Regions from separate parts of the Homo sapiens genome. Here regions 2 and 3 are each linked to region 1. A link is a loop called in an ENCODE intact Hi-C map of the cell type or tissue named here. Cell type or tissue: heart left ventricle. All regions are shown on one strand.

The links. Peaks named below come from ENCODE experiments on the same cell type or tissue, not always from the same donor. Only the 100,000 strongest peaks of a DNase experiment are listed, where the experiment ranks them.
Region 2: a loop joins it to region 1, with 2.2 times the contacts of the local background. A loop is called at or near these places in 3 of 110 quality-filtered maps.
Region 3: it touches region 1 in a loop (10-fold over the local background); 21 of 110 quality-filtered maps call a loop at or near these places.

Annotation. Positions count from the first base shown.
Region 1 is chr9:93,156,730-93,164,729 of GRCh38, forward strand. No RefSeq gene overlaps it. Among named protein-coding and RNA genes, the nearest start is that of WNK2, 23 kb to the right of the region's middle. RefSeq lists enhancers at 85-134, 175-234 and a silencer at 3,384-3,513. In heart left ventricle, CTCF peaks have their summits at 3,408 (motif pointing right) and 3,610; a DNase peak (open chromatin) is centred at 3,392.
Region 2 is chr9:93,215,952-93,223,951 of GRCh38, forward strand. The region is part of intron 2 of WNK2 (WNK lysine deficient protein kinase 2); the gene reads left to right. Among named protein-coding and RNA genes, the nearest start is that of WNK2, 36 kb to the left of the region's middle. In heart left ventricle, a CTCF peak has its summit at 2,395; DNase peaks (open chromatin) are centred at 2,450 and 3,940; H3K27ac peaks cover 1,983 bases.
Region 3 is chr9:93,957,074-93,965,073 of GRCh38, forward strand. BARX1-DT (BARX1 divergent transcript) reads left to right here. Exons shown (of 2, transcript NR_144455.1): 2 at 440-849. All of the region lies in intron 1 of LOC124902216 (a long non-coding RNA gene), which reads left to right. Among named protein-coding and RNA genes, the nearest start is that of BARX1-DT, 5.2 kb to the left of the region's middle. In heart left ventricle, a CTCF peak has its summit at 6,077 (motif pointing left); DNase peaks (open chromatin) are centred at 1,938, 3,488 and 6,048; H3K4me3 peaks cover 1,332 bases; H3K27me3 peaks cover 5,745 bases.

The DNA.
Region 1 (8,000 bases):
GAGTGACACAAACGGCAAAGTACCAGTTGCTTAAACAAGACAGTCATTTCTTTACTACACAAATGATGTCTGGAGGCATGCTGTACATGGCTGCGGTGGCAGCTCCACATTCTCAGACACCCATTTCCTCCCAGCTTCCTGCCCTGGCTTTCTCCACGTGTAGCCTCCACCTCATGACCTAAGATAGCTGCTTGAGTTCCAGTCATCAAGCTTGCATCCCAGCCAGCAGGAAGGAGGAAGGGAGGAAGAAAGGTGCGCTCTGACCCTCCAAGACACTTCTCAGAGCTTTCTGGACACTTTCACTCATGTGTCGTGGCCAGAACTTCACCAAGTGGCCATACCTAGCTACAACGGAAGCTGGGAGATGTAGTTTCTACTCCAGGCAACCATGTTCTCAACTAAAGTTCAGGGTTTCTATGCCTAAGGAAGAAAAAGAGAATGAATAGCGGAGGACACTTAGCCATCTCAGCTACACACACCTAATTTCTATAAGTTCTAGTAATATTTAAACGTTTAAACCTTATTTATATATTTTTGTTATAGACTAATCACACAGTATGAAATTCAAAATGGTGTATGGTTAACCTTTCCTTCCCTCTCCTATCCCCAAGGTGCCCAGTGCTACCAAAGGCCATCTAGGCCAGCAGCCCTCAAAGAGGATCCCAGGACCACAGTGCCAGCATCCTTGGAAACGTGTTGGAAATGCAGATTCTCAGGCCCTGGCCTCTTCCACCCCACTGATTTAGAAGGTCTGAGGGTGAGGCCAGGAGTCTATATTTTAGCAAGCCTGCTGGGGGCTCTGATGCCTGCTGACCATCCCCGGGTTGTGCGAAATCAGGCTGATACATCTATCTGTAGGTCTCCCTGGCCCCCATCTGCACCACTCTCACATTTCAGTGAACAACTTTCAGCACTGTTAGTTTTCCCCTTTCTATTCGTTTATTTATTTATTTTTATTTTATTTTATTTTTTGAGATGGAGTTTCACTTTGCTGCCCAGGGTATAGTGCAGTGGCAGGATCTCAGCTCACTGCAATCTCCACCTCCTGGGTTCAACAGATTCTCGTGCCTCAGCCTCCTGAGTAGCTGGGACTACAGGCGCCCGCCACCACGCCTGGCTAATTTTGTATTTTTAGTACAGACTGGGTTTCACCATGTTGGTCAGGCTGGTCTCGAACTCCTGACCTCAGGTGATCCGCCCCCAGGTGATCCGCCCCCTCTTGGCCTCCCAAAGTGCTGGGATCACAGGTGTGAGCCACCATGCCCGGCCTTCCCCTTCCTATTTATTTATTTATTTATATTTTTTGAGACAGGGTCTCACTTTTTCCACCCAGGCTGGAGTGCAGTGGTGTGATCATGGCTTACTGCAGCCTCAACCTCCTGGGCTCAAGGGATCCTCCTACTTCAGCCTCCCAAGTAGCTGGGACTATAGGCACACATCACCACGCCTGGCTAATTTTTGTATGTTTAGTAGATACGGGGTTTCCCCATGTTGGCCAGGCTGGTCTCAAACTCCTGGCTCAAGTGATCCACCTGCCTCGGCCTCCCAAAGTGCTGGGATTACAAGCGTGAGCCACTGCAGCTGGCCCCCACTTCCTTTTTAAACAGCTTTAGTAAGATATAATTCACATACCATACAATGCACCCGTTTAAAGTGTATGATTCAGTACTTTCTAGTATATTCACAGAGTGGTACATCTATCACCACAATTTTAGAACATTTTCATCATTCCTATTTATTTATTTATTTTTTTCGAGACAGAGTTTTGCTCTGTCACCCAGGCTGGAGTTCAGTGGCGTGATCTTGGCTCACGGCAGCCTCTGACTCCCGGGTTCAAGCAATTCTTCTGCCTCAGCCTCCCGAGTAGCTGGGACTACAGGTGTGCACCACCATGCCTGGCTAATTTTTGTATTTGTAGTAGAGATGGGGTTTCACCATGTTGTCCAGGCTGCTCTCGAACTGCTGATCTCAGGTGATCTGCCCTCCTTGGCCTCCCAAAGTGCTGGGATTACAGGTGTGAGCCACCACACCTGGCCGCTTTCTATTTTTAAATTTTGAATACTGATGTTTAACTGTTTACATTTTCAAAAGGCCTCCCAGCCATGCCTGTCCCCACTGCCCCACCCAGGCAGCCATGGTTATTTATGTATTTAGGTCTTCTGTTTCCTTCCAGAATGTCTTTTTGTAGATGTGTGAAGCAAACACAAACATAGGCTGTCTATCCACACGGATGGACAAGGGTAGGGGCCTTCTCTCAGTCCCGCACTTTGCTTCTGTCTGTGACTCTTCTGTTTGGTAACAGAACCACTAGGCAGGCCCCTGGAGGGTCGGGGGGCATCTTGGGCAATAGGTTCTGCTTGCAGCAGGAGCAGGACCACGAAGCTTCCAGTCCTTACAGTCAGACGTCAGCATGGGGCTGTGGGCTCCAGGAGAGTGACATTCCTTCTCCCATACTCCCCCAACAGATCCCCGACTCTAAACTCCAGAACCTGGCTCCTGGCTCCTGGGGGTCCTGCCTGGACTTCCCTATGGCTATTTTATTTTATTTGAGATAGGTCTCACTCTGTGACCTCTGGGTCTCACTCTGTGACCCAGGCTAGAGTACAGTGGCGCCATCTCGGCTCACTGCAACCTCCACCTCCCGGGTTCAAGCGATTCTCCTGCTTCAGCTTCCCAAGCAGCTGGGATTAGAGGCATGCACTACTACACCTGGCTAATTTTTGTATTTTTAGTAGAGATGGGGTTTCACCCTGTTGCCCAGGCTAGTCTCGAACTCCTGACCTCAAGTGATCCACCCGTCTCAGCCTCCCAAAGTGCTGGGATTACAGGCGTGAGCGACCGCGCCGAACTTCCCCTATGGCTCTTATTTGCTGTCTGTCTCCCAAGACTGTGAGCTCGCCAGAACATGGTCTCTGTTTCTCTTTATTGCCACGTGCCTGGGCTCAGCAGGGGGTCTGTATGAGGCACATCCTCACAAATGTTTGTTGAATGAATGAGTGAGTCAGTCAGTCAGTCCCTGTTCTAGAGTTTAGTAACCCTAGAACTTTGAGCACTCACTACATTTCCCTGAGCCTTGGTTTTTTCTGTTGAATGGGGATGAGAATCTTGACCTCACAGGGTGGGGGTAGCATGAAATGAGGAATGGCTGTGGTCTAGTGCTGGACCTGGACCAGGGAAGGGGAAATGTTTTCCTTTCCTTCCCTTCCTGGGAAAATGACAGTAGCCTTGAGCACAGATGCTGGTCTGTCAAGTTTATCATTTCTAACTCCCATGTTCTCAGAGCCCCTCATTAAGCCAGTCAGCCTTGATAACCAGCCCGCGCGGACAGGGAGGGAGGGCAGCAGGCGCGTCCCAGGACTGGGACGACAGGGTTGGCGATGCCTACAGCCGCCAGCAGGGGCCGCAGCGCACCTGGGCTCTGAGAGCAGGCCTGGTGTGGGAGGGGAAAGGAGGTGACCAGGGGCCCAGAGGGGAGGGGCAGGGCCTCGGCCAGAGTGTGGCGGTCTGGCCAAAAGATTGATGGCACAAGCAGCCAAAGAAAAAAAAATAGATCAACTGGATTTCATCAAAATTAAAAACTTTTGAGAAGACAACCCACAGAATGGGAAAAAATATTTGCAAGGATCTTATATCTGATAGGTGACCAGTATCCAGAATATAAAGAACTCTTTTTTTTTTTTGAGACGGAGTTTCGCTCCTGTTGCCCAGGCTGGATTGCAGTGGCGCGATCTCGCCTCACTGCAACCTCTGTCTCCTGAGTTCAAGCGATTCTCCTGCCCCAGCCTCACGAGTAGCTGGGATTACAGGCGCCCGCCACCATGCCTGGCCAATTTTTTTCATATTTTTATTGGAGACGGGGTTTCACCATGTTGGCCAGGCTGGTCTCGAACTTCTGACCTCAGGTGATCCACCCGCCTCGGCCTCCCAGAGTGCTGGGATAACAGGCGTAAACCACTGTGTCCAGCCCATAAAGAACTCTTAAAACTCAACAACAGAAAGACAAACAACCCAACTCACAACTGGGCAAATAATCTGAATAGACATTTCTCCAAAGGAGAGATACAAATGGAGAACGAATATGAGGAAGCTGCTTGACATCATCAGTCACCTAAGAAAAGCATACCAAAGCCACAGCACAATACTGCCCACACCCTCCAGTATGCCGACATTAAAACCAACAGGCAGGCCGGGTGCGTTGGCTCATGCCTGTAATCCCAGCACTTTGGGAGGCCAAGGCGGGCAGATCACAAGGTCGGCAGATCACAAGGTCAGGAGTTCAATACCAACCTGGCCAATATGGTGAAACCCCGTCTCTATTAAGAATACAAAAATTAGCCGAGTGTGGTGGCAGGTGCCTGTAGTCCCAGCTACTCAGGAGGCTGAGGCGGGAGAATCGCTTGAACCTGGGAGGCGGAGGTTGCAGTGAGCTGAGATTGTGACACTGTACTGCAGCCTGGACAACAGAGCGAGACTCTGTCTAAAACAAAACAAAACAAAAAAACAGGCATAGGGCAGGTGACATCCTCCAGTGTGCCGGCATTAAAACCAAAACCAACAGGCAGAGGGCAAGTGTTGGCGAGGACCTGCAGAAGCTGGAACCTCACACATTGCTGGTGGGAATGTAAAATGGTGCTGCCACAGTGGAAAACCATTTTGGAGGTTTCTCAAAAGGTTAAACATAGAATGATCTTTTGACGGCTGGGCACGGTGGCTCACACCTATAATCTCAGCACTTTGGGAGGCCGAGGTAGGTGGATCACCTGAGGTCAGGAGTTCGAGACCAGCCTAGGCAACATGGTGAAACCCGTCTCTACTAAAAATACAAAAATTAGCCAGGTGTGGTGGTGGTGCACGCCTGTAATCCCAGCTACCCGGGAGGCTGAGGCAGGAGAATCGCTTGAACCCGGGAGGTGGAGGTTGCAGTGAGCCGAGATCATGCCACTGCACACTCCAGCCTGGGTGACAGAGTGAGATTCCATCTCAAAAAAAAAAAAAGAATTACCTTTTGACCCAGTAATTCCACTTAGACATGTACAAAAACACAGTAGATGAGTGTTTATTGCAGCACTGTTCGCAATCACCAAAAAGTGGAGACAACTGAAATGTCTACCAGCTGGTGAATGGATGAACAAAATGTGATTTATCCATTCAGTGGAATATTATTCAGCTACAAGAAGCAATGAAGTGCTGATGCAGGCTAAACACAGATGACTTGGAAGCAGCTCAGACGAAAGAAGCCAGACACTGAAGGCCACATACTGTATGATTCCATTTATATGAGATGTGCCAAATTGGCAAGTCTATAGACAGGCAGTAGATTAGTGGTTGCCAGGGGCTGGTGAGGGGATGATGGGAAGTGACTGCTAATGAGTACAGGGTTTTTAGAGGTGATGAAAATCTTATGGACTTAGTGGTGATGGTCGCACAACTTTGTGAGTATACTAAATCACACTGAATTATATACTTTAAAAGGATGAAACTTATGCTATGTGAATTATATCTCGGTAAACTGTGCTGTTCAGCTTGAGAATTTTGTAGCGGATGGTTGGGCATTTCCCTGCAATGCTGGCCTCTTGGCAACCTCCAGGATGTTGTTACGCATTTCTGCCCAATTTCCAGAACTTTTGACCTTTCTAATTCATGTTCTCATTCATTCACCCCATGATTCTTTCTCTGGGCTGGAATGTAATGGCCGATCTGGTGGTCGGCAGTGTGTCCAGCGAGGCAGAGCTGAGGGGCCGGGCGGTGCAGGCAGAGGCAGGGCTATTCACTGTCCCAGGGCAGTGACATGACAGATGTGAATGCAGTAAGGCACCTCTGGGCAGACACCTGTCAGGGACTTGGGAGGGGCTTCCTGCATCCACTGGAGGTTAGACCTGACCATCCTGACTTTTTGTGTCATGTACAACTTATGCACATTTTCAAAACAATTCCAAAGTTACAAACAATATCTCTGAGTAAATTAACATATTCAACAGAATGACAAATTAATGTTGTGTTACAAGTGGCCCTGCTGCAGAACCATCCAAAGCTGTGTCCCTTTCAGTGAGCTGCTGGCAGGCCTGAGGGCCATGAGGAGGGGCATGGGCAGGCCTGGGGGTTTCTGCTGATCCCTGCCTGGAGTTGGGCCTCTCGGGAGGTTGCCTGGTGACCTGTGAGATGGGGTTGTGACTGGCAGGAACCCAGGTATGAACTAAGTGCCAAGTCATTCCAGCAGCCTCCCCTCATGTGGCACAGTGAGGACAGGGACCTTGGGCAGTGGTAATATGCCAACCCGGTCCCAGCATCCCTCACTGTCCAGGGTTTAGGAAGGGTGGACTCAGGAGTTTGGGGTCTTGGGTGCATAGAACTACAGTAGCTGATACAGCCTGGGCCACCAGCTCCAAGCCCTGCAGATATCCACTCTGCCCCCTCAGTGGCCTTGTGGGACCAGCAGTGCCATGACACCATTTGTAGACAGGAAACTGAGGCCCAGGAGGTGAGGTTGTGGCAGTGCCCCCAGACTAGAGCATCTCTTCCTCAGGCAGGTGTGGCCTGGGGTGGCCTTGGGTAGGACTTGAATGGAGGCCATCAGGCCCCCGGGGTCACACTTCCAGTGGCCACAGCCCCAGCACTCGTCTTGGGCTCAGGGGTTGCCTTCAGAGCCTAGTGGAGGCCTTGCTCATTGAAATCCCATCATGATTCACCTCCAGCGGCTCAGGCTCTGCTGAGGACTGGGGAGGCGCCCAGGGTCAGCTGGACACAGTTCTCATGCTAAGACCTGCTGGCAAGGGAGATGGTGACACTTTAATTGAAGGGCGATGGGCCAGGCGTGGTGGCACACACCTGTAATCCCAGCACTTTGGGAGGCCGAGGCGGGCAGATCACGAGGTAAGGAGATCGAGACCATCCTGGCTAACATGGTGAAACCCCATCCCCACTAAAAATACAAAAAACTAGCTGGGCACAGTGGTGGGTGCCTGTAGTCCCAGCTACTTGGGAGGCAGAGGCAGGAGAATGGCTTGAACCCAGGAGATGGAGCTTGCAGTGAGCCGAGATTGCACCACTGCACTCCAGCCTGGTGACAGAGCGAGACTCTGTGTCAAATAAATAAATAAATAAATAAATAAATAAATAAATAAAAATAAAAATAAAATAAAATTGGAGGGTGATTCAGGCAGGGCTGCAAGCACAGATGAAGGTCACCAGAGAGCCCTGCAGGAACCTCTTCTCTCTGCAGAGGTGACTTTTTAGTTGGGATCTGATTGAGGAGGCAGAACCCACAATTGAGTACTGAGGACAAGGGTGTCGGGAGCAGGGAGGGAGATAGATCCAAAGTCCACGGCTGGGCTCCTGGGGTCCTCGGTGCCCTGCCCTGCCATCCAGCTTCTCCCTGGACACTCTGGTGATAGGGCAGTGGAGACAGGGAAATGGGCCCAACTGAGTCGTGGAATGGCCAGGGCTGGGACAAGCCTTTTACACCACAGAGGCTCACCTTCCCCTTGGTAAGCCGCGATGATGGGACAAATTTCCGCCGCCGGGAGCCACCGGACACTGACTCTTCCCTACATCCCCAGGAGGAGGTGCCGGTGTTGTTTCTGCTTTCCAGTTACGGAGATGGCGGAGCCCAGGTTTGAGCTCAGTGGTGGGCAGGGAGCCTAGCTGTCTTGGCTATGGGAAGGTGCCATGTCCACACCATGCCACACATGAGCTGAGAGCAGGCTCGTGTTGCGGCTGAGGCTCTCCCCTTCCCACGGCCAGACATTTGGAGGCTGGGAGGCCTTGTCCTGACAGCCATGCCATCATTCAGGTGTCCCCACACTCAGGACTCATGTTGGAGCCCTGGGCCCTTACGGTGGGGCAGGAAGACGCCAGCCCCGGTGTGGGCAGTTGGCAGAAAAGCAATAAGAATGACCCCTGACCCGGCCAGTTGCGGTGGCTCACTCCTGTAATCCCAGCACTTTGGGAAGCTGAGGCGGGTGGATCACCTGAGGTCAGGAGTTCAAGACCAGCCTGACCAA
Region 2 (8,000 bases), 59 kb after region 1:
GAGATTTACTTTTTACCGCCTCTAGTAGGCAGCAGAATAAGAGCAAATCATATTAACCCCGTCTGGAATTGAACTGATTCAAAGCTGTGTTTCAGCCCCTGTGAGGGCTGGTTGGTCTGTTCTGTTTTATCCAGACTTCTAGTATACAGCCCTTCTGGAAGGGCTAATCTGAAAGCCTGCACGTCTACCAAGGCCTCTCTTCCTTGCCAGACTCTGGGCTCTGATTGCCATCTTCCCAGCCCTGTTAGACTGCTGAAGTTCTGCCTTGCTTCTCTGCTTTTAGTCTACTGCTTAGTGGTAATGCTCCAAGGCATTCCTGTCCTATAGAAATGTAATGTGAGCCACAAATGTGAGCCATATGTGCAATTTTCAGCTTAGCAGTCACTTTAAAAGTATAAAAGGAACAAGTGGAAGCCAGGCATGGTAGGTCACATCTGTAGTCCCAGCATTTTCGGAGGCTGAGGTGGGTGGATCGCTTGAGCCCAGGAGTTTGAGACCAGCCTGGGCAACATGGCAAAACCCCATCTCTACAAAAAATACTAAAATTAGCTGGGTGTGATGCTACTGGGGAGGCCAAGGTGGGAGGATTGCTTGAGCCTGGGAGGTCGAGGCTGCAGTGAGCCATGATCACACCACTGCACTCCAGCCTAGGTGACAGAGTGAGATCCTGTATCAAAAAACAAGAAACAAAAATTAGCCAGGCGTGGTAGCGAGCACCTGTGGTATCAGCTGCTCGGGAGGCTGAGGCAGGAAAATCGCTTGAACCTGGGAGACAAAGGTTGCAGTAAACCAAGATCGCACCACTGCACCACTGCACCACTGCGCTCCAGCCTGGGTGACAGAGTGAGACTCGGTCTCAAAACAACAACAACAACAAACAAACAAACAAACAAAACAAAAAGAACTAAAAAAAAACCAGGTGGAATTAATTTTAACAGATGGAATTTAGTATATCTAAAATATTATGTTTTTGATGTGAATCAATATAAAATTATCAATAAGATTCAAAAAAATCTTTTTTTTTTTGAGACGAAGTCTTGCTCTGTTGCCAGGCTGGAGTGCAGTGGCGAGATCTCGGCTCACTGCAACCTCTGCCTCCCAGGTTCAAGCGATTGTCCTGCCTCAGCCTCCCAAGTAGCTGAGACTACAGACGTGCACCACCACGCCTAGCTAATTTTTGTATTTTTAGTAGAGATGGGGTTTCACCATGTTGGCCAGGATGGTCTTGATTTCTTGACCTCGTGATCCGCCTGCCTCGGCCTCCCAAAGTGCTGGGATTACAGGCGAAAGCCACCGTGCCCAGCCCAAAAAATCTTTTAAGAAGATACTACGCCGCTGCCACGTACTGTGCACTTACAGAACATCTCAACCTGTACTGGCCTGATTTCAAGTGCTCATTAGCCACATGTGTAGCTACTGTTTTGGGCCGCACAACTTTAGTGGGAGAAGCAGTGCTGAGTGTGGGGTTTCCTTTTCTCCAGAAGAGTCAGAATGGTGGCATGAGGATGAATGGTGCTGAGGTTTATTTCAGGTATATGTGTGCTGTGTACCTGCCGTCTCGGTTGTGGTCCCCAAGGCTCTTGCCGCCAGTTCTGGGAGGTACTGAGGAGTCAGTTAATGGGATTGGGGTGCAGATGTGGGCAGGGGGGCCTAACCTCACCCCCATGCTGCTTTACCCTTCCATGGTCCTCCTGTGGCCCTGATCTCATGCTGCTGGGGCCATCTGTTGGTGCCCCCACTCCCCTGCCAAGCAGCCTGGTGCCATTCCTGGCTTAGAGGGACACCACAGATGTTTGTGCCTGGGCACATGTTTATTCAGTGGACATCTTGACCTGAGGCCAACACCGGCCTTGAATCCTAGTAGCCTGGCCTTCAAGGTCATCTTAGCTCTTGGTGATAGCTTGGGCCACCTAGGGCCTCTGGGGAGGAAAGGAAGTGAGGCCTAGGTGACTTCATTCTGGGCGTAGGCGTAGAAGACCAAGCCAGAACCAGGGCCTTGTACAGTAGCAGGCACCAGAATGCCCAGCCCTTCCTCATTGCCCAGAGCTACAGGTCTGGGTATTTCCCTACGTTGGGGGGGTGGGGTGGGGGGAAGGGCCTGCCTTCGAGGGGCCACAATATTCCACAGACTGTTAGACCCTCACCCACTGCCACCTTGGGGTGCCCTGAGCCTTTGAACCCTGTGTGGGGGCAGGGCAGCCGCAGGAAGACCCCAGTAGCTTGGCCTCTACAGCTGTCTCCTCAGAATTCTGTGGAACTCCACAGGATTCCACAGGCCTTGCCCTGGGGTGCCCCGCCTGCCCCACCCCACAGGAGCTGTTCTTGATGGTGGAGCTGCTAACCCTGCTGACCTGTGTCCCTGGTGCTATCCAAATCTATCTTTAGGTGTCCCTGCGGGAAGTGGCCATGGGGTGGGGCTGGCCCTTTCTAGAAACCAGATACATGATGTGGTCAGATGCAGGGGTGGCCGCCTGGCCTGTGCCCGCCGGGCTCCCAGTTACCTTGGGTGAGTGCCGATGTGTTCTCCTGGGGAGGAGCCAGGCCTGCAATCAGGAAAGTTTTTGTGGTGGGATGGCCCCATGGGGATTTCTCTTCCTCACTTGTGTGCCCACTGGGAGGGCCCCATTTTCATTTCATCCTGGGGTGGTCGAACCACTGCTCTGGTCCAGGGCCGAGGGTTCGAGCAGACATTTCCCCGTCAGGAAGTAACATCAGTGTTCCCTTGAGAACAGGAAAGGCCTCCTCCTTTGGGGCTGGCCCTGCAGTGTCTGCTGCCTGCACAGCTGCCTGTCCATGTTGGGGGTGTGTGTCTGGGTTGTCTGGCTGTCAGGGCCAGGGCTGCCCCGGCTTCCTGGGGTTTGGTTGTCCTGAGTTGGCTGCACCCCTCTGCCCCAGGGACCCCTTGCCTGGCTCTCCCTCTTCCCCCTGCCTCCGAAGGAGAACAGACGGGCGTGGGGAGCCTGGATGTGACAGGTTGGCTCTCAGGACTCATGCAGGGCCAGGGCAGCCTGCTGACCTCTGGCCTTGGAGAGGAGGGTGGCCACCCAGTGACATGGCACCAGGACTTGTGGCTGAGACCGGGGCCAGGCCTGTGTCCCTCTGCCCCTCAGCTGCCCGTGTTAAGCCCACCTGTAGACAGGAGAGGAGGGCACCTGGATGTCCCTGGAGGGGAGGGGCATGGGTTCAAGCTCTCTTCCTCCCTCCAGCCTGATGGCAGGTGCCTTGGCACGAGGTGGCCCTCTGACAAGGTAGCTTTCTGAGCCGTTTCCCCTAAATGTGAATGGTCTGTATCTACCAACACCCCCAGTCCCATTGGTCAACATGCCGTGGGCGGGGCTGGCCACTGTCCTGGAGGGCCTGTGGCAGCCCTGGGTGATGCCCGGCTTGAGTCCCTCCTGCTCCTCTCTTTCAAAAAGTGCACACAAGGACAAATGCTCATCAGTTCTTCTGACCACAGTAGGGATACCTGCATCCAAAAGTGTGGATATGGATCCTAGGGAGGAAGCCCTTTCCCTTTCCCCTCAGAGACCCCTAGTGTTAAGGATTAAGTGTGGATTGTTTCCAAGTTTGTCATTGGCTTTTAGCTGGTGGTCTTCATTTAAGGATGCTGGTCCTTGGGGAGACCCCTGTCCACAGAGGGCTGGGCAGGCGCCTACTCAGGGTAGTGTGGGCCGAGGCTTAGCCCATCTGGGACACGCAGTGCTGAGAGTGGGGTCGCTCAGGTGGAAGAGGCTATGTGGGGGCTCCTTTGCTTTTATGGAGCTCTAGGTCAGCCCTGCAAGCTTTAAAACATTTATTTGGAAATAAAACACCCGTATGCCATGTGCCCAGCTCCACCTGTTGCCACCAGCTTGCCCACCTGCTTCCTCGCTTGGGCTCTGTCATTTCTGATCCAGGTGAGTGCAGGTGCAGATGGTGGCACTGGCCTTGGTGCCCTGCCCTGGAAGCCTGGAGAGTGCAGGCGCATCCAGGCCCCACCCTGCTTAGCGCCGGGCTCCTCCTGGCTGGGACATCACCTGGTGTTGGAGGCCTGGGGACCAAAGGGGATCCTCTCTTCCTCCAGGACAGGGTTCCCTGGCTGCAGGGTTGTTGGGGAGGGAGTCTTGGTTGTTTAAAGTGGTTCCCCCAGGGTGTGAATGAGCATAGGTCCTGTCTGCTTGATCTGCAGTGGGCCAGGCCTCCTCTGGAGGCAGGTGTACCACCCAGAGCCCACGAGGGTGTACACAGGGTGCATATTACTTGCTGAGGGCTGGACACTGTGGGGGATGGGTGCTGCTATCTGCCCACTACACAGATGGGGAGCTGAGCTCAGAGGCAGGGTTAGTGTCTGAGCCTAGGTTCCACCCCGTCTCTCTGATTGGAATAGCTTTTCCTGTTCTGTCCATGCTGCCCAACACCAGTGCAGGACGGGACATGGTAGGAAGGGGCCGAGGGTGAGGTTGGCTGTGCCAGCTGCGGTTCTGGGCAACTCTACCTGTCAGCACAGCCGTGCACTAACCCTGAGGAGACCTCCGACCTTTCCTGTTTTGTGAAGGGGGATGGGGCCCAGTGAGGTAGAGTTGATGACCCTGCAGCCCAGCCAGGAGCTGATGGGCAGAGAGACTAACTGGATGGCGTGTCACTGCTGTTGTTGGGCAGAGGGTTGGGTCTCCCTGAGGCCCTAGCTGGGGAGACCTCCATGGGGTGGCCTGAGGAGGGGGCTGGGGGCTGTCCAGCCCTGGTGAGGTTCCTGTTGGAAGGAAGGACCACATCTGGTCTGTGGACTGTGAGGCTTCAGGTCCCGGGAGAGGCTTTGTGGGTGTGGTGGGCCCGGGGAGTGGGCACCTTGGGAAGGCTCCTGCCTGCCCGTGCTGCCCCAGCATCAGACCCCAGGTGGTCCACAGTCCTGTCAGCTGCACCCTGTCATGGTTCATTGCCTCAGGGGTGCCTGACCCAGCCTGGGTCCCCCTTTGGTCCTCTTCTTTATCTTGGCCTTCATGGCTCCATTCTGTGGTCCTGCCCTCCTCCTGGGCTGCCCACCCATCCCTGCCACGTGGTGACAGCTCCACTAGCATCCCATGGTGGCCCTGTCTTTGCCCACGATGGAGGGTATTGGGTGGGCCTGGGGTGGGGAGGGCTCCTGCAGCCTGCCCTGTGACCGGAGCCCTGCGGTGGGGAGGGCGGGGCCCAGCACAGAGGGCCAGTCCCAAAACTGACCTGCCGTGCTCATGCTGGGCATGGGGGCTTCCTAACAGGCAGGTGGGTGGGGACCCCCGACCTTCCCTGGACCTCCCCTTGCTGCTGGCTCTTATGCTGGGTGCTGGCATGGGAAGCCAGTATGGACCGGGCACCACCCCCATTGCATGTGTTCAGTAGAACCTAGAGGAGTCCCTGGCATGGCTGCCAGCTTGTCCCGGGGAAGGACAGCTGAAGTTTTGTACGTGCTCAAGGGAGCATGGAGAGTTTGTGACAAGGCCATGACAGACTCTCTCCACCCGTCTACTGGCTGACAGGATCAGGCTTTCTCAAAGTTCAACATCCGCACACCAGAAGGTGGACAGAACGATGCTGGGCCTGCCTCCTTCTACATATGATTTACAGTCACCCATGGACACCCCAAGTAATTGGCACAAGAGCTCCATCTGGCTCAGTAACGGAGGCACTTTCAACAAAATTAGTTATCCCTTTGCTTTGGTCAACTATGCACTGCTAATTTATGATAGTGATTCAGTTCTGAAGAAAATCCTTTGGTCCTTAGAGTCTTACGTTCGCAGGAAACTAAGGAAAGCTAGATTCCGATAGGAATGATGTGATGGCAGGGAAGTGTGGCAGGGCAGTCAGTGAGAGGCTTTCGGGAAGAGCCGCGTCGTGTCCATCACCTCCGTGGGAATGGAGGTTGCGTCCTGGTTGGAGCTGGAGACGTGTTTATTCCCGTGTTTAGAAACAGCTGGTGGAGGGCATCAGATTGCCGACATTTGGGTTCCACGGGAAACATTTCAAAGAACATTTTTAAAAAGTCAGTATTTATAAAATGCTGGAAATGGCATCTTTTACAACTGTTTGACCCTATGATGACACATTTTACATCCCAACTTACCCCTGGGGCAGGCAGGCACCTACTTCCTTCTGTGTGTGGGTGACAGGGTGAGTACCGGTGTGTATGTGCGGGCGGCAGGGTCCCAGGTGGCCTTTAAGAGAGTAAAGCTCACTTGGCACCTTCCCCTGCTCCCTCTGCCCCTTCCCACCCCCTTTTTTTGAGGCAGGGTCTTGCTCTGTGGCCCAGGCTGGAGTGCAGTGGCAGGATCTTGGCTCAGCTGCAACCTCTGCTTCCAGGCTCAGGTGATTCTCCCATCTCAGCCTCCCAAGTAACTGAGACACCAGGCGTGTGCCACCACACCCAGCTAATAATTCCTCCCTCCCTTTTTAAATAAAATAGTATGATTTACAAAAGCAACCAGGGGCCAGATATTCAAGTTCAGGTTTTTGCCTCAGAGAATTGTAAACTTCTTGGAGCCCTTGACAAAGAAGACTGAATGTGGGAAGAGTCCAGTGCCGCCGACTCACCCCCAACTGAGCACCTCCTTCCCTGGCTGCACTCATCCAGATGGAGGGCAGCATCTGGGACAGGTCACCGGCGTCAGGGTCCCTTTTCTGCAAAGAAGTCTAGGGGCACATCAGCCTCCGTCTGTGACTCCTCACACTCCTTGGCCACTTTTATTTGGTGGTGTCGGGAAAAATGTTCATCTTTATAATGATGTCCTTTTTTTTTGAGACAGAGTTTCAGTCTTGTTGCCTAGGCTGGAGTGCAATGGTGTGATCTCGGCTCACTACAACCTCCACCTCCCGGGTTCAAGCGATTCTCCTGCCTCAGCCTCCCGAGTAGCTGGGATTACAGGCGCCTGCCACCACACCTGGCTAATTTTGTATTTTTAATAGAGATGAGGTTTCACCACATTGGCCAGGCTGGTCTCAAACTCCTGACCTCAGGTGATCTGCCCGCGTCGGCCTTCCAAAGTGCTGGGATTACCGGTGTGAGCCACCGTGCCCAGCCGTGATGTTCTTTTTAAAATCATGAATTAGAAAAAACACACACTGGCTCACCTGTCAATGCGGTTGTGTATTTTGTTGCTCAAGATGAGGTTAAAGAGGGAACTTGGATTTAAAGGAAGTGAGTTTGTTTTAAGACCAGCAGAGAATGTTGGAGGCAGCAGGTGGAAGAGCTCTGTCAGGCCTCCCCTTTGCTGGTCAGTGGCAGATGCCTGGTGTGGACATCAAAATGGCTCCACTGAGCCCACTGACCACTCACTGCAGAGCAGGCCCAGTGCCTGCCTCTTGTCCAAGTGGCGCCCCGTTGCCTGGCCCTGTAGTGACATAAACCACCCACTGCTCAAACATCATGCCTGCACAGAGGCCACTTCCTCCAGGGACCTCAGACCTGCCCGTGCCTTAGGTGGGGTGGGGAATGCCTTCTTCCCCAGGCTGCCTGAAACTGGAGCTTTTCTTCGGGGGCAGGGGTGCCCTGACTGGTAATTTTTGGCACAGTGTGTAGTTGCATATTTATTGGTTTTCTCATCTGTTGGCTGCGTTCCCATGGGGTTGTGAACAGCCCTTTCCGCACACCCAGAGCCTCCGTGACTGAGCGACTCCAGACAGAGCATGGGGGATGGTGTGGCTTGCTCTGCACCAGCCATTCCTGTGCACTTGCCAAACCCTGTCCTCCTGGAACCAGACCCAGACCCTCTCTCCACTTTGTGGTGAAAGGGCAGGCAGGAGCCTGCTGGCCCCCAGCTTGGGTCGACTGGTTCAAATCTTCCAGACCTGGGAGTAGCAGGGAGGCTCTTCCCACCAGGAGGGCGTGGAGTGTGTGGGGATGCCAAGCCTCCTAGAGCAGTGGGGACACCCTCCCGGGGGTGGAGGGAACAGAAGGGGACACATATATGGTGGAAGTCTCATGCTGTCTTCCCAGTGTGTCCCTGTGGATATCATGGCTTTTGGGTGTGAGCACTTAAGTGACAGGGAGA
Region 3 (8,000 bases), 800 kb after region 1:
CTACCTTACTCTGGTAAGATCCCAGTCCCAAGAGCCCACTGTCTCTCCTTCCCAGTTGTTGCATGACTTTCTGAACTCAGAGTTACCATTGGGACTGAAAGAAGGTGGCCTCAATGGCCGCCAGTTGCTTCGGACTCCCTCGGAGAGTGGTGCTGTGAGCCTACATGGTTCTTTGGAAAGGGTGGAGAGGGGCGCACTAAGAGCAACAGTATCCCACACTGAGCAGGCCTCCTCCTGAGAGACCAAGAGACCAGGAAGCTGGCCCTGTCGCTGTTGGCCAAGCAGCCACTGACATCCTACCTGGCAAATAGAAACAAGCCAGTGTCTCCTGGGAGGCTGGGGCAGCCCAGTCAGGCTCCCCCTATCAACGGGTAGACTCAGAGAACCCTCCCTAGATGAGTGCAATAGTATCACTCAATCCAACCATCTCCTTTTTCAGATGGGAAACTGAGGCCCAGCAAGAGGCAGCCCTGGTGCAGGGACTCCAGTGAGTAGGGCTGGTTTACTATTGCTTCTTGTACAGAGCCATATCAAGCTCCTTTTTCCGGCTTCCTCCCTCACCTCCCCCATCTTAGCAGGGCCCCTGCCCCTTCCTCACCCCCTGGCTTCTGCATCTCCCTAAGGGCATAGCCTAGTGGTGGTTTCTCCCCTGAGTAGGCCCAGCTAGCCTCTGTCCCATCCCCTGTTATTTGGGCCCTAACAGAAGCTACCCAAATTTGAACCATCTCTGCCCCATGCTCAAGACCTGAGGGTCTCACATCCTCAAAATGGGTCCCCAGATTCCAGATCCAAGGATTTGGGGATCACACTGTTCATCAGCTGTCACTAAACTTATTTTACTATGAGCCATCCCCCTGGGGTAGCTTCTTGGTCAGCTTGTGGGGAAGGGGGTCATTTTCAGGATGGAGGCCTCATCTCTAGATTTTGGGGAGTCAAAAGAGTAGTGCAGCCCAGCCCTCACCCCATTCCACAGGTGTGCACCCCCAGCTCCTTGGACTCTGGCCAGGACCATTTCCTGCAGCCCCAGGCCAGCCCTGCAGCATGAGCAGAGGGTGGCTTTGGGAATGAGGCCCTGAGGGCTGGAAGGAGAATGCCCAGCGCCTAGGGAACTTTGGGAGACCGCAGCTGGCTCCAGGGGCTGAGAGAGCCAGGGTCCTGCCCCCGGTCGCCCAAAACACCTCCCTTGTAGGTCTGTCCCTGATCCCCCGGCTCTTGATAGACACAGCCTCCCCGTCGCCCGACCCCAGGGCAAACCAGCAGATAAACCCCTTTTAGGCGAAAATTACACAAAAACGGCGGCGGCGGCGGGGCCTCCTCTGCTCAGGCACTGCCGCGTTGGCGGCCGAAAAAAGAGGGTCCCAGAGAAGGGGAACCCCCTCCCTGTCGAGGACACCGAGGCCCAGAGAGGGGAAGCCTCCTCCCCAGTGGGGTGCAGTCTGGGATTGCAGTCCCCACCCCAGGGGCGCAGCTGCCAGCCCAACGCCTGGGACACACCCCCTCCCGAGGCCTCTAGCCGCCGCCGCGAAAATCCCGGAAACCGTCCTGCTCGCGGCGGGCGCAGTGGAAAAGGTGACCTCAGCGCCCCGGGCCAGCCGCCCTCCCTAGCAGCCGGGCGGCGAGGGGCTCCGGGCGGCAGGGGTTCCTCGGCGCCGCCCGGTCGCTGGATGAGGGGCCCTCGGAGCGCAGAACCGGCCCCCTCCCCACCCATGTTCTGCCCCTCAGACCCTACAGCCCCTTTGGAGGCTGCGGGACAGGGAGGGGACCACCTCATTCCCACAACCGAATCCCCTAAGCATTCAGGTGTAGGTTCCAGAACCACCTCCCCTCCACCCACACCCTTCTCCTACTCCAGCGCCTCCCAGACGGGATTGTGAAATGGCTCCGCGTGCGAACGGGTCCAGGAGCCGTTCGTTGTACAGAGGAGGAAGCTAAGTCTGGAAGGAGCACTCGAGCAGGCTCAGCGGCCAGCAGCCAGCGGCAGGGGGATCGTGCATCGCTTGGAGGGCGCTGGGCTCTCCTCCATCCGCCTCAGCCGTGGGCAGTTTGTTTCCGCTCCCACTTGCAGCGGGTCTGCATCTTAATTGGCAAAACGAAGTTGGGGCCGCGGTGGAGCGGAGGCTTCTTCCAGAACGGTCAGCTCACCTCCGGATGCGGTCGTCCGAGCAGCCGCCTGCGGGGGGTCCCACGCCCTCTATCTAACAGGTTGACGTCCAGCCCCTAGGGGCCCAGGCGGCCCCGGGCCGCCCCACCTCGCGGCCTTCTGCTCCCCGCGCAGCCTTGCGCGCCCAGCCACCCAGCACACGGTCCGTCCCTGGGGACGCGTCGCGAGCGCCGGGAATGGAGCTCGTTTCCTCTTTTCTTTTTTCTTCTTCTTCTTTTTTTTTTTTAAACCTTTGGTTCTGATTGTCCTTGGCCCAGCAGGCTGTTGGTGGCGTTGGTGGTGCTGCTGGGACTGGGGCACCGGCCTTGGCCGCAGGTGTGCTGTGCCCGACAGAGGCCGCCTGGACCGCGCCCGGAACGCCCTGTCCGGGTGGGCTGCGGCGTTCGCCCTGCTTTTGCCCCGAGCCGAGACTGGCAACATCTTTTCTAGCTTCAAAACAGAAAATTTTGGAATTATAAAATTACCCCCTCCCCACGCTTACAGGTCATTATCTCCTGGAGACCACCAACTCGCTTTCTCTTTGGAGAAGCCAGTCTCTGTGACCCTTTCTTTCATGAAAATTTCGAACTCAAATGTGGGCATTCGTTTTGAGTCATTTCAAAGCCCTAGAAGCTCGGGGTCAAATTGTGTTTCGGGTGACAGCGCCTTTAGACACATCCCCCTCTCTTTCCAAGCTCCCCCTCTTGGAGCAATTTACAAATTTGTTCCTTTGGAATTCGCTACTTTATTTTTGTTTTGTAAGTTTTGTTGTTGATTTTTTTAATGTTTAATTTTCTATGGAAGTGTTAGTTTAAATACATCCAACAGCCCAGCGTGGTGGCAAGCGCCTGTAGTCCCAGCTTCTAGGCAGGTTGAGGTAGGGGGATTCCTTGAGCCCAACAGTTCGAGGCTGCAGTGAACAATGATTGCCCCACTGCACAAGCCTGGGCAACAGATCCAGACCCCGTCTCTTAACCAAAATAATAAATAAAAATAAAAGACAGATCCTTAGATAGGAAATAAATAACTCGCTCCTGTGACCCGGAGATGACCCGGTTCTTAGTGGTCCAGGAACCTGAGGCGATGCTCCTGGACTCGCGGAGCCGCCAGCCCGCCGCTCCCAGCCCTCCAGGCCCTGGACGGGTCCCGCCTCCATTTCACACCCACCGCTCGCCAGCCCCGGCGGCTCCCGCAGAGACCTTGCATCCGAGTCCAGTTACGCGAACCAGCGGCGCCTGAGGCCACACCCAGAGCCAGGAAGTAGCCGTCTGGGTGCCGGGGCTCTGTGGGCACGGCCGCGCTGCTGGGCGCGGACTGCAAGGCCGGGCGGGGATGGTGTTTGCGACCCGCACAGGCGCTCTCCCCCCGGCGAGTGTGGACCCTTCGAGAATGCTCCCTTGGCCCAGGACTGATCCCCACGAGCATACAGCTTCGGCCTTCCGAGGAGAGTCAGGGTCGGTGCGGACCGACTCCGCAGGCCCTCCCTTGCCCCATCTGGGCTGGTGCCAGGCCGCAGCTCGAGACCTGGTTTCCACCCCGGGCTCCCACAGAGCCCATGAAGCGCTGGTCACAGCCCCTGGAAGCTGCAGACCCGGCTTTTCGAGGAGCCTCCCCGACGTGCAGAGCCTGAGACCCCAGAGAGCGGCCGGCTCGTGCGGGCCAGAACGCGGCGAGGCGCCCGCGGAAACGACTCGGCTTTTCTTTCTTTTCCCCTTTTCTTTCTTTATTTGCTTTTTTTTTTCCTCTCTTCCCTTCTTCCACCCATTTCCCCCTCCTCTTTCTTTTGTTTTTTTTTAGTCCTCCCCCCACCCCTCTTCTTTCTTTTGTTGCTCGTTCACTCTCGCTCTTGTCTCCTCTTCTGCTCCCGCTCCCCCCACTTTCTGTTCCTTTTCATCAGAAGGACGGCCAAGCCACAGTCCCGTCCTCCTAATAAGAGAAGAGGCCTTCATGCTCGCGGTGTGCCCACCAGGTGCCAGACGCTCTGCAGATTTAATACGTTTAATAGGCACAGAGCTCTTGGAGGGTTCTATAGCCTGTGTAGGGGGTGGGGAATTCTTTCCAGCTTGGGCAGCCTGGGGAGCTAGGCCTGGGATTGGGGAAGGGGTCTGGGCCCTGGCCCCTTAGCCAGGTGAGGTGGACCACAGCATCTCCTCCAGAATGTCTCCTGGTGGCAGGGAGGCCAGGCCAGATCACATTGGCCTGCCCACATTCCAGCAGGGACTCACACTTGCATCTGTCCTTCCTGACACAGGACTCTACTGTGGCTACCAGTCCTGTCTTCACCTGCCACCTCCCCCCTCCACCACCTTGCCAGGACTGGAAGGGAGAGGGGGCTGGGTACTGCCTCCTCCAGCTGCACCTCCCACTGGGTGCTGCTCGGGAGGGGATGGAACAGGGGGCATGGTGCTTCTTTTACAGGCAAGAGTTCTGGGGTCTAGGTGGGGAAAAGGAGGCTACAGCCACACCACCCCTCAGATGCCAGGCAGGATCAGCCTCTGGTACCCTGGCTCCAGGCCAGCCCTCCTGCCTCCTGCTGGTTTGAACTGACTGAAGATGACACACGAAGAGGATGGGACAGGAGCTGGTGCCACCTCCACAGGCACTGGGCTTCCCTGGGCCCCCTCTCCCATGTCACATCTGTACTTTCTGCCTTGTTCCTGCCTCTTGGTGCCAGGAATGGGCTTACAAGCCCAGTTCCCAAATGGCCAAATTCCACATATTTGCAGATTGGCAAAGCACACAGGGGACCTCGAGATGAGCTGGACCCCTGGTTTGCAGACCTCTTCCTGCTACTGCCCTTGAGCAAGCCCATTTCCTGTCCAAGCCTCAGTTTTCCCAAATGAGAAAACAAGAGGGGGTTTTTAGGTGAATCTTTCTCCTTGCTAGTGTTAACAGCTTAGGTCATGGATTGAAAAACTTGTTCTGTAAAGGGCCATATAAGCAAATGTTTTAGACTTTGCAGGCCACATGGCCCTATTGTGGTGACTCAGCCCTGTCTTTGTAGTGTGAAAGTAGCCCTAGATAATGCATAAATGAGTGGGTATGGCTGTGTTCCAACCAACTTTATTTATAGATATGAAAACCTGAATTATATCTAATTTTCACATCGCAAAATATGATTCTTATTTTTTTTTCAACCACTTAAATATGTAAAAACCATTCTCAGTTTGCTGGCCAAACAAAAACAGGCAATGGGCCACAGTTTGCCAATTCTTGTGCAGTTTCAATTATTCTGATAGCACAAATATTGCACTTCCATATCAGACATGTTGCCTTATGTTAACATTTTTTTCTTTTAAATTCTTTTCTCCAGGAAAGCATCTATTAATTTAACAGTATTTGGGACTTAGGAACACAGAATCACCTGACTCATTTCCTACACCCATTTCTGAGTTCTCAACAATTTAAATGTTTCCCTTATTAATACTATACCCAGACACCGGATTGCACAACGTACAATCACCCTCTCAATCCTTGCAACAGCCTTTGGAGTAGAAATAGTTTACCCTGCCTTCCAGCTCCTTGCACACCCCTGGAGACAGGGCGCTCACTCCCTTCAGTGGCTGCCTAACGAACTGCTGAGAGCCCAGTGACGTAGGCTTGACGCCCCTTAAGGGCGAAGGCCACCCCCGGCGACAGTGCTTCTTCCCAACCAGCCATTCCCAACCCCTGGCAATTCCATCTAAATCCTCTCCAGCTGTTGAAATGTGGATGGACAGGGGGCGGTGGCTCTGATTTTCTGGGAGTTTCCCAAGCCTTGAGCCTTTGCAGCTGCCAAGTGACAAATCTTGCAGGGACTAGGCAAAGGGAAAGAATATGACAGAAAAAATAGAGATTATAAATGTGTTGCTTGCTAGAAGTGTTTCCAGGAAATCTTGCTCACAGGGAGGCCTTATCGCCCCGCCCCCGCATCTTCCTTGGTTCTTGCGCCCTCTGCTGGTCATATTGAGTCTTAACCATGCTCACTCGGAACCGTTCCACTTATAAAGGAAAACAAGACTGCATGATCTCACTTGTATGTGGAATCTAAAAAAGTTGACATCATAGAAATAGAGTGAAATGGTGGTTATTAGGGCCGGGATGTGAGGGAGAAATGAGAAGATGTCGGTCAAAGGGTACAAACTTTGAGTTATAAGATAAATTCTGGGGATCTACGTACAGCATGGTGACTATAGTTAACAATCACGTATTGTGTGCTTGAAGTGTGCCGAAAGGGTCGGTTTTCAGTGTTCTCACCAAAATGGTAACTATGTAAGGCGATAGATATGTTAATTAGCTTGATTGTGGTGATCATCACGGTATATACATATACCAAAACATCACATTGTACACATTGAATACATCCTTTTTTTTTTTTTTTTTTTTTTTTGAGACAGGGTCTGACTCTGTCACCTAGGCTGGAGCCCACTGGTGCCCTCTCAGCTCACTGCAACCTCCACCTCCTGCGCTCAAGCAATCCTCCCACCTCCTGGGCTCAAGCAATCTTCCCACCTCAACCTCCCTAGTATCTGGGACTGCAGGTACACACCATGCCCGGCTAATTTTTGTATTTTTGGTAGAAACAGGGTTTCACCATGTTGCCCAAGCTGTTCTCCAGAACTCCTGAGCTCAAGCAATCTACCTGCCTTGGCCTCCCAAAGTGCTGGAATTACAGGTATGAGCCACCATGCCCAGCCATATATACAATTTTTATTTGCCAATTATACTTCAGTAAAGCTGAGGGAAATTTTTTTTTTAAAAAAAGAAAAATAATCCAGTATTTACTTTCCCTCTCTATGTATCAAACACCTTGCTGGTTGCTGAAGATACAAAGAAAAAGGCATCTTATCTGCCCACGGGAAGTGCAGTTTAACCATGCAGAGACGTACAAATGTGCTCACAGCCAGTGGCAAAGACACAGCACGCAGAAGGTGGTGGACACAGCAGGAGGGAGCATGCCATGGAGCAGAGGCGTGCGGGAGGCCCTCAGTCCCGGGGGTGGGGAGCTTCCAGACATACACAGTGAGCTCATGGCTTCCACTGTGGGGTGTTGGTGTTGCGCTCAGCAGGCCAGACAGCACAGGTTGGATTTTAAATGTTTGGATACTTTTAGAGCCAGCTACTTCTGACCTTCAGGGACTTAAGAGGCTGAGCTCTGTGCCCCGTATTGAAGCCCATGGGGATGCTCTCTGGGCCTGCTACTGAAAAGGGATGTCTGTCTCTCAGTACAGTTGTGGGTTCCACTGCACTCCCCAACCTGGAAAAGCCCTAGTCAGTCTTCTAGAGAGCACACCCTCTGTGCAAGGCCTTGTGCCCCATGTTACATGATCTCATTTAAACTTATGTCTTCCACTGTAGGAGACTGGCAATTTTACCCTTAATTTACTAACAAGGAAACTGAGGCACAGAGGGGTGACCTCATTTGCCTGAGAGGTGGAGCTGGGATTGGAACCAGTGCTCCCTCCACAGTATCACAATGACCTTTTTGGGGTCCTTCACCTTCTGACTTAACCCCTACTTTCCCTCGCTGATTGCCACTGAGACAGACCTATAGCTCCAGCTGCCCAAAGGTCACCCGCACACCACGCTCACTGTGTCCAGATCTGGACTTACTGTTACCCACCTCATCCTGCTCTGAGTGGAGAAGATGGACTGGAGCAGCCATCCCCTGCAGACACAGCTCACTGACCAGGGAGTGCCCTGGGAGGCAGCCCTGTTCCTACCCAAGCACGAACAGCAGGCAAGGCATCTCCAGTCAAAGGGCAGGGCCCTGTGGACTCAGTTCTGGTCAGGACACCCATGGTACTGGGCTCCTTCCATAGGTTGGCCCTGTGCTGGTCCCAACCCCATCCCATTCTGGCTCAGTCTAGGAGAGCAGGAC